2 separate regions of the Mus musculus genome follow, and region 2 is linked to region 1. A link is a contact called in ENCODE POLR2A ChIA-PET data. All regions are on one chromosome and are shown on one strand. Each heading gives the region's core, a stretch centred on a gene start or an enhancer-like site at or near the end of the contact. The rest is flanking DNA. Distances are from core to core; before and after follow the strand shown. Region 1 holds the start of Trap1 (TNF receptor-associated protein 1). Region 2 holds the start of 1700037C18Rik (RIKEN cDNA 1700037C18 gene).

The links. ChIA-PET counts read pairs that join two places held with the same protein, here RNA polymerase II (POLR2A).
Region 2: POLR2A ChIA-PET joins it to region 1 with 10 read pairs in Patski. The contact joins the promoter of 1700037C18Rik here to the promoter of Trap1 in region 1. POLR2A ChIA-PET finds 5 or more read pairs at or near these places in 2 of 5 experiments (Patski and embryonic stem cell).

The regions. Positions count from the first base shown.
Region 1 is chr16:4,076,425-4,080,235 of GRCm38, forward strand. Trap1 (TNF receptor-associated protein 1) reads right to left here and starts at 1,386. Exons shown (of 18, transcript NM_026508.2): 1 at 1,269-1,386. The coding sequence starts at 1,356.
Region 2 is chr16:3,906,589-3,910,839 of GRCm38, forward strand. 1700037C18Rik (RIKEN cDNA 1700037C18 gene) reads right to left here and starts at 2,101. Exons shown (of 3, transcript NM_028484.2): 1 at 1,862-2,101; 2 at 253-606. The coding sequence starts at 1,865. It overlaps Cluap1 (clusterin associated protein 1), which reads left to right and starts at 2,421. Exons shown (of 12, transcript NM_029738.2): 1 at 2,421-2,565. The coding sequence starts at 2,544. It overlaps Gm41410 (predicted gene, 41410), which reads right to left and starts at 2,065. Exons shown (of 4, transcript NR_153801.1): 1 at 2,017-2,065; 2 at 316-606.

The sequences.
Region 1 (3,811 bases), core at 136-2,635:
CCAATGTTGCAAATAAAAAACTTGAGCTAGACTCCAGAGTCAACTTTGGGAACAGACTGAGCAAACCAGCCAAGGTTGAGAAGGTGTTTGCAGAACATGATGCAAAGATACACAAGAAATCAGAGAAGATACGGATCCACTGTTAAGTAAAACCAGCTTCTCTGTAGATAGAAATCACAAGAGATGTCTTCTACACAGAGCTCTTTTTTTTTTTAGTATTCTCCGTGGCACTGGGGACCAATTCAGGGCCTATGCAAGCCAAGCACAAACTGCCTTTGGGGGCTCTTTTTTTGTTGTTTTGGTTTGAGACATACTCAAATGTTGGAAAAGATACTATGGGTAAATCAGTTTTGCTACTAGAGGACACATATACAGACAAAAGTATTTTGAGCACCAGGCACTGTGGCACACTTTAATCCTACCACTCTGGGGAGCAGAGGCAGATGAATCTCTGTGAGTTTGTGACCACCCTGGCCAGGCGGAACATATATGGTGAAACCCTGTCACCCTCCCCACACCCAATAAAAAACTGAGGTGAAGTTTGGCAGATTAGCTAATACAGAAATAAAAGGGCAAATTCTGAAACCGAAAACATGTTCCTAAAGATTTAAGCAATCGCTCACTCAAATCTGTTAAACACTGTAACGATATTTGTGGCCAAGAGAACATTTAGTGGAGGATGAGAGCGACAAAACTTCGGAAAGCCATTGGGAAGCTATGTTTATGCGAAACATAAATGTAATGAATGCCAGAAGCTTTAATATTCTTTCGCAGTTAATTCTTGACTTGAGCCCTTTTATGTAAAAATAGCTGTAAATACGTATAATTTAAGTGTATGTAACGCTAACATCTTCACTGTTACATGAGTGCGGGGTGGGAAAGTATAGATTAAGGTTATTCTCTCTCCTTTCCTTTCTCTTTCAATTCCAGGGATCAAACACGCGGAGTTCACTGGCTCCCTGAAGTCCTGGGTAACCGTTGGTTTTGCTCACCGTAGTTACCCCAGGGCTTGACTTCTGCGAGAGCTGAGCTTGTGAACAGCCGCGTGCAACGAACTTGTCAACCCAAGCGCGGGAGCGTCTGCAATCAGGACTACCAGGGACTGACGAGAGCAGGCTGTGGCTGCCCGTGACTCGGCTCCCCAAAAGCGACCACAAGGTCCTACTCCCCGCCCCACTTAGCAGCTCCGGCGCAGTGCGGCCTCCCGCCGGTCTAAGAGTGTGCACACAGCCTCAGACGCCGCCTCTGCGCTCTCGTGCCGCGCTCACCTCGCCGAACTCCAGCCAGCGCGGGGGCCCGCAGTACAGTCTGCAGCCCGCGGCCCCACAGCAACACAGCTCGCAGCTCGCACGCCATGCTTCCTTTCCCAAGTGTGGCTAACAGCCTAACAGAGTGATGAGGGGGCCTTCCGCGGGGGCGGCTCAGTGACGTCATGGCGCGCGACGGGCTGTCCAAGGCGTTGCCTGTGCGAGAACGGGAACGCAGCAAACCGCAGCGCGGGGGCCCTGAAGACTGTACTTTTTGACCTTGGATCTCAGTGACAAGGTCGCTGATCCCTTGCATTGTGCGTGTGAGGGTTATAGTGTCCCCGGCCCGCGGTGCTGGCGGTCCCTAGGCGGGAGCATCCCATTCTCGAGATGGCACTACCCAGCTGGAGTGTGGATCCACTGAAAAACTCTTACAGCAATGCCAAAACCTACACTTTGACAAATTTTAGGTTTGACTGTTATTCGCCAAAACGTGAGCTCAGTAACCAACACCTTTGGACTTACCCGTTTATTGTGACTTTCTCCCTACTGGAAGCTTGTTTGGGGATCCAGGCCACAAACCTTGTCTCTAAAGTTTTTTTTTTTTTTTTTTTTTTTGTTTTTTTGTTTTTTTGTTTTTGTTTTTCGAGACAGGGTTTCTCTGTATAGCCCTGGCTGTCCTGGAACTCACTTTGTAGACCAGGCTGGCCTCGAACTCAGAAATCCACCTGCCTCTGCCTCCCAAGTGCTGGGATTAAAGGCTTGCACCACCACGCCCGGCCCTCTAAAGTTTAATCCAAACTCCAGCCGCCTCCAGAGCAGGTCGCTTGTCCCGGTCCTAACCTCAGAGTAAGGCCCAGCGAGGACCTTTCTGACAGGTTCTCGCTTGATTCTGACACACACCAGATACATTTTCCTATGATCAGATTTTACTAAAACATTAGAGCGATTATCTAGCTTGTTAGCAGACACTAGTAGCAAGAGCAGTTAATTCCTGGATCCAGAATAGACTTGAAGTTTTGGTATAGGGAATGTTTAGTTACTGTTCTAGGTTGACAAGGATTGCTCCCACATTGACTTTATAGATGGAAAATAGATAAGAATGGGCAGATATGAGGCCAAACTTTAATACAGGCTCTGTATTTAAAGTGCCTGTTGCCCTGATAACCCCAAGAAATTGACAGAGCACTGTGTGCCTGTGATCTCAGTGCTGGGGAGACAGAAACAAGAGAATCCTTGGGTTTTGCTAGCCAACCAATCTGATTCTGATGTCCCATGTTCAGTAAAAGGCCATGTTTCAATATAAGGTGGAGAGAGCACCTGAACACCTCACAATTCCTACCCCTAACCCCCAGCCAGTTCTGCTCCTGCTGGGCCCACATCCTCCACAACCAGCCCCACCCCTGCTCCCTAGTGTCTTTTTCCATGGTCACCCTTAGATCCTCACAGTTCTAGCTTCTGCCCCCAGGTTCTGTATTACCTCCTCTAATCTGCCTGAGTCCCAGTCATCACACAGAATAGCTTCTCTTGATACTAATCCTCGAGGTTTCATTCTTTTAATTCTCCATTCTGGAATCATCTCTTCAGTCAGAAATGACATACTCAGCCGGGCGTGGTGGTGCAACACCTTTAATCCCAGCACTCGGGAGGCAGAGGCAGGCAGATTTCTGAGTTCGAGGCCAGCCTGGTCTACAAAGTGAGTTCCAGGACAGCCAAGGCTATACAGAGAAACCCTGTCTCGGAAAAAACAAACAAACAAACAAACAAACAAACAAACCAGAAATGACATACTCATCTGTAGAACTCTTCTGTAGATATGGCTTGAGAATATTAAGAAAGGAGAAGTGACATTTAGTAAAGGAAGGGGAATCTGGGCTTTAGTTAAGAATGGGGATGTAGGTTCTGCCCAGTATAAACTTCTTACATTCCAGGGAAACCAACTCTATCTAGGCCCACCTGTGGCCCACCAGGAAACCAGTTTGGAACCCATGCATTACCAAGGGAAATGACATCCCACAAAATTCCAAGGGCCATTTACACTCTAGCACAAACTGTAGTGGTTGCCTAACAGTGGTCCACTTCAGATACCTCTTAACATCTGACCCTTGATCTGCCTGGTTCCACTTCTCAGATTGAAACTTGTAATACTTCCTTCAATGTTCACTCCAGGAGTGAGTGTGGAAAGTTAAAAGTTATCTTGTTAGTGGCCCACACTTGTGCCAAGGACTGAGAAGTTCTGGGCAATGTTTGAGATAATAAAGGAATCTTGGCAGCAAGAGGGAAAAATACCCACAAGAGATGACAGGAACTGTCAGTCACGCCTCCCCCCTCCCCCCTGTCCCCACTGGTTGCATTCAGTGGACTTTCACAGATCTGTGTGCCCAGATTCTCACTGTAACTTGGAACGTTCCATATCCTTCAAGGAGCCTCTCTCCCTAATTCCATAGATAAACCTACACATACTGAAAATGTAAGTTTCCTTGTGGCAAGAGCCACAGAATACAAGATGAAATACCTAAAGGCCATTTCAGTTTCCAAGCCTCTAGTAATGTATAATTTTTTGA
Region 2 (4,251 bases), core at 851-3,350, 170 kb before region 1:
AGGCTTTTGCTGTGGTCCTGAGACTTCAAAGGACTTATTGTGTACATTGATGTTCTGAATCAATAGTGGGGCACACGGATTAAAAAAAAAATTAAACAAGATCTTGGCCCCTGGAGCATGACATTATTTTAGTGTGTCCTGGCCACTGCATCCTTTCCTAGTTCTTGGCAGAAGGCTAGGAAATGAAAAGGCCCATTTGAGTTCCCTTCAGTCTTTCTTTCGTGTCTTTAGTCCTGCCTTAACAGAGCTTACCTGTATTTCCCAGGCTGTCCCTGGGCAAGTGGGCTTCCAGAAGGGCTGAGCAATGGCTGTTACCTGGACCCAGGGTCCCCTGTGGCAGGTCCAGGGGCCAGGGTGAGCCTTCAGGCCGTGTCAGGCTGCCCCCAGCCATGAGCCGGCCTAGCCAGTGGCTTCCACATTGGCCAGCAGGCTGCATGTGGCCTGGCAGGTAGAGAGCCAGGCTCCGGAGGTGTCGCAGTCGGAAGTTCTTGGGCTTGCTTCCCTGAGCACTGGGGCCCTGCTGCTGCTGGGCCCCCAATCCTCCCTCATAGATGTTGGGTGGTGTGTCAGGGTGGCTGGGGCGTCCTGGGGCCCAGCTCACTGCATCTGCAAGAGAGAGAGAGAGAGCAGGAGGGTGATGGCCAGTGGGAACAGCATCTGGGGGAAATGCAAGTACCAACTCATACGTAGCTTCTACTCCCTGGCTATCCAGTCTTAGTTCCTGTCTATTCCCACTACTCCGCTGCTCCCCTAACAGAGGCGCCCAAGCAGCCCAGGACTTTGGCACTGAGATCCCGTTGAGCACTTCAAGCTCGTTTTGTGCTCTCTACTCTAAAAAGAGTATGCTGGCACCAGTGTATATAAGCACAGTGGGTACAAGAGGGCATGCCTGGCCCAGTCATATAGCCTAGATCAGGAGTTACTCCCTTCCCAAGCATGCACATCCCTGGGCTCTCCCCAGTAGCTTTGGGCCCAGGTTGGGACAGTGTGGCATCTCTGCTGCTGCTCCTCCCTGCAGCCAGGCACCTTCTCTTATTCGAAGCTCAGAGAATGCACAGACCAAGGCTTCCATGGAGGGCCAGTATGGTGGGGGAGGAGTGGCCAGGCCTTCTGTGCAGTAGGGCCTGCTCTCCCCTGTCTAGGGGGTGGATCTGCAGGTCTCCCATAGCAACTGGTCCTTATGATGTCACAGTAAAGACTAGTCTTCCTGGACCTCCTAGTTTGGGAGAGTATGGTATGTCAGGGGCAAGGAGGGAGGCGGGCAAGGGAAGAGACCAGAAACCTAGGGTAAATTTGTTGATGTTAGATTCAGAGCAAGCCACATAAGACAAATTGGCTTTGGTATGCTGGAAAGTCATTCGCTAGGCTTCCTCATTTGTGGCAGGGAGAACGAGGATTTGGAGAACAAACCTGTAGAGATCTGAATCATGCTGAGAAGATGGTTCTGGGTGACACTTGTCTAATTATCCATTTTCTCATAGGTTAAGCAGTATGTAGATAATGCCAATTTTTTTCCTGTGCATTCTGACAAACTGGAACAATTATTCTGCTGGTAGAAATATAAAACTACAGGTTCTTTAGAATCTTAACTCCACCACAACTCTGTTTCATTATAGAAAATTTAGTTCTAGGTTTTACATCTAGGTGTATGAACCATTGTTTTTTACATAGATATTAATTTGCTATGGATTGCTCATTGTTTCAAAACCATTTGTTGCAAAGACTGTTCAAATGCATTGTCCCCCATGTTAGACTAGCCACGAATGTATGGCCCTACCCCACATATTTTTGTCCTTAAGTATCTACTCTTGGTCAGTACCACCGTGTTCTAGCCAAGGGCACCTTTACTTCTTGCACCTACCCATTTTCCTTATCGCCCACCCTTCCTGGCACAGCTCTCCTCTCTCCAGCCCTGCTTTTGTCGCGGTTGTCCTCGACTCGTAGCAGTCACCAAGGAGAGTTCTCTGTAGAGCCTGTGCTGACCCTGACACCCTAGGCGTGGTACACCAGCACTACCTCGCTCCACAGTTTCCAGGGCAACCTCTGGCGCGCGAGTCTGGGCGCCAATTTCCGGCTTGTCGGGAATACTGACTAGCTGTGCGTGCACAAAAGCCTTCCGGGTACAGGTCTCGAATTCTGCCCAGGGTAGGGTATCTTCGTTCCTGTCATTCTGTGGATACTTTATGAGGCTTCGACTGCGGGGTTTAGCTATGCTTTTACAAATACAAAGGAGACTCGGTCACAAAAGGTTATAATGTGCTCCATATATCAGTGAGGTAATGAGAGTTCCAACGGGACCAGAGCCAAAAGCGCTCTCTGAAAGACTATGACGTTGCGCAGCTCGCAAGGTGCTTGGCGCCACCTGTTGGTCTGTGTCCTGCGCTTGCGCTCACCACCCCTCTTCGCTTCCTGTCCTGTTTGGCCTGGTCCGCACGCTGTCCAAGGCCTCTGAGCGTTGCTATAGAGACCGGAGAGCGCTGGGCCTGCGAACTCTACAGAGACGGGCAGCGGCGCCCCAGTGGACTCTTGGGGACCAGAGCGCCATGTCTTTCCGCGACCTCCGCAGTAAGGCTGCACCCGGCTTTCCCGTGGGCTTCCCAGGATCTCGAGACTCCCCTGCCGGACCCCTGCCAGAGCCGTGGGCCCAGGCAGGCCGTGGGTCCCTGGGCCAGCCAGGGGCTGACAGAACTTTACAGCACCTTTGGAAAGTTCGGTCCGTCACTGGCCACGTGTAGCTAGAACACTGGGAATGTGTCTCGAGCCGCTGAAGAACTGAATGTTTAATTTCACCTCATTTTATCTCTGGTTGTCACGGCCACATTTGCAGCCGCATTAGAAAGGTCTTGCGGAAATGGAGACTTCTTCTGCATTTAGTTTGTAGAAAGAACCAGTAAAGCCGAGGAAGTGGCCGGATGAATGGATGGCTAGTGCTGCTAGGTTGTTTTGTTCATTTTTGAGGGTTTGTTTTGTTTGTTTGTATGTTACAATCTGTCACATGCTGTCCTCTATGTGGGCAATATTTCATTTACTCCTAGCAGGTTTGTGCCCTGGTTAGAGATGAAACAGGCAGCAAGAGGTCAAAGTAATTGAACGAGTTGCTTTAGAGTTTGAATCCAGCTTGCCTGAATGCCAAATACTGGGCAGAGAACTTGGCTAGAGAGTGGGGAAGCAGACTACTCTTACTCGTTATACTCTTTGGGGGAAACATCCTTTTTGTGGCAGGTGATTATATTTCACCCTTATTGTTCCTAGTTTTAACTGCAAGTTAAGTAGTATAGCTACCCCTGGTTCACACAGCTAGAGTGATGGGACTGTGTGACCTAAAAAATCTTACTTCACTTACAGAAGAGTAGCAGCTATTAGGGTCGTGTTGTCTAGGGTTTGAGGGTATTTGAAACAGTGTAATTATGACTGTCCCACGTAGTTTTTGATGAGGCTGGCACTTTACTGGGATCATTGAATAGTGATCATTGTACTGGAAAGAATATTTAAAAGGAGTATTTCAGAATTTATACTGATTTATATTTTTTTACCTTAAATAAATGCTGTATAGTGTGTAATCTATGAGACTGTCACCATTTATAACAGTGGAGAACTTGATAGCTACTACTTAGCTAAAAGGAGTGTTTAGGCAAAACCTGACTTTTTTCATAGAGGTATAAGGAAAAGCTGCAATATAAAGGGTATACATATATGGGATATATGTGTGTGTGTGATATAAGGGAAAGAAATAAGGGAAGGATGCTTCCTATCTTTCTACCATCTCTTCGTGACCTAGCAGAGTCTGCCTGCCCTGCTTTGTTGCCCAGATAGATTGTTTGGAATGCTGAATGTACATTTTGAATACCCGTAAGCATGAGTAGACATTACATTGCCAGGAACCATGGTCAAGATCTCAGCATATTGTAAGAACTCAGAAATGTTGGTTGTTTTCTTGCTTTCTTGCTCTCTTTTACTTGTTTTTCAAGACAAGGTTTTTTCCTGTCTTGAACAACAGCCCTGGATGACCTAGAACTTGTTTCATAGACCAGGTTAGCATCAGGTTCACAGAGGTCCATCTGCCTCTGCCTATGAGCACTGGGATTAAAGGTATGCAGCACCACGCCAGGCTTGGTTGCTCATCTGTAAGCCTCGCTTTCTTCATCATTGTTTTCTCCTTTCTTTCAAGCAGTGTGGCTTTGTTTTAGTTGCTCCCAACTTAAAATATTACTGTTTACTAATCTTTGGTTTTTCGAGACAGGGTTTCTCTGT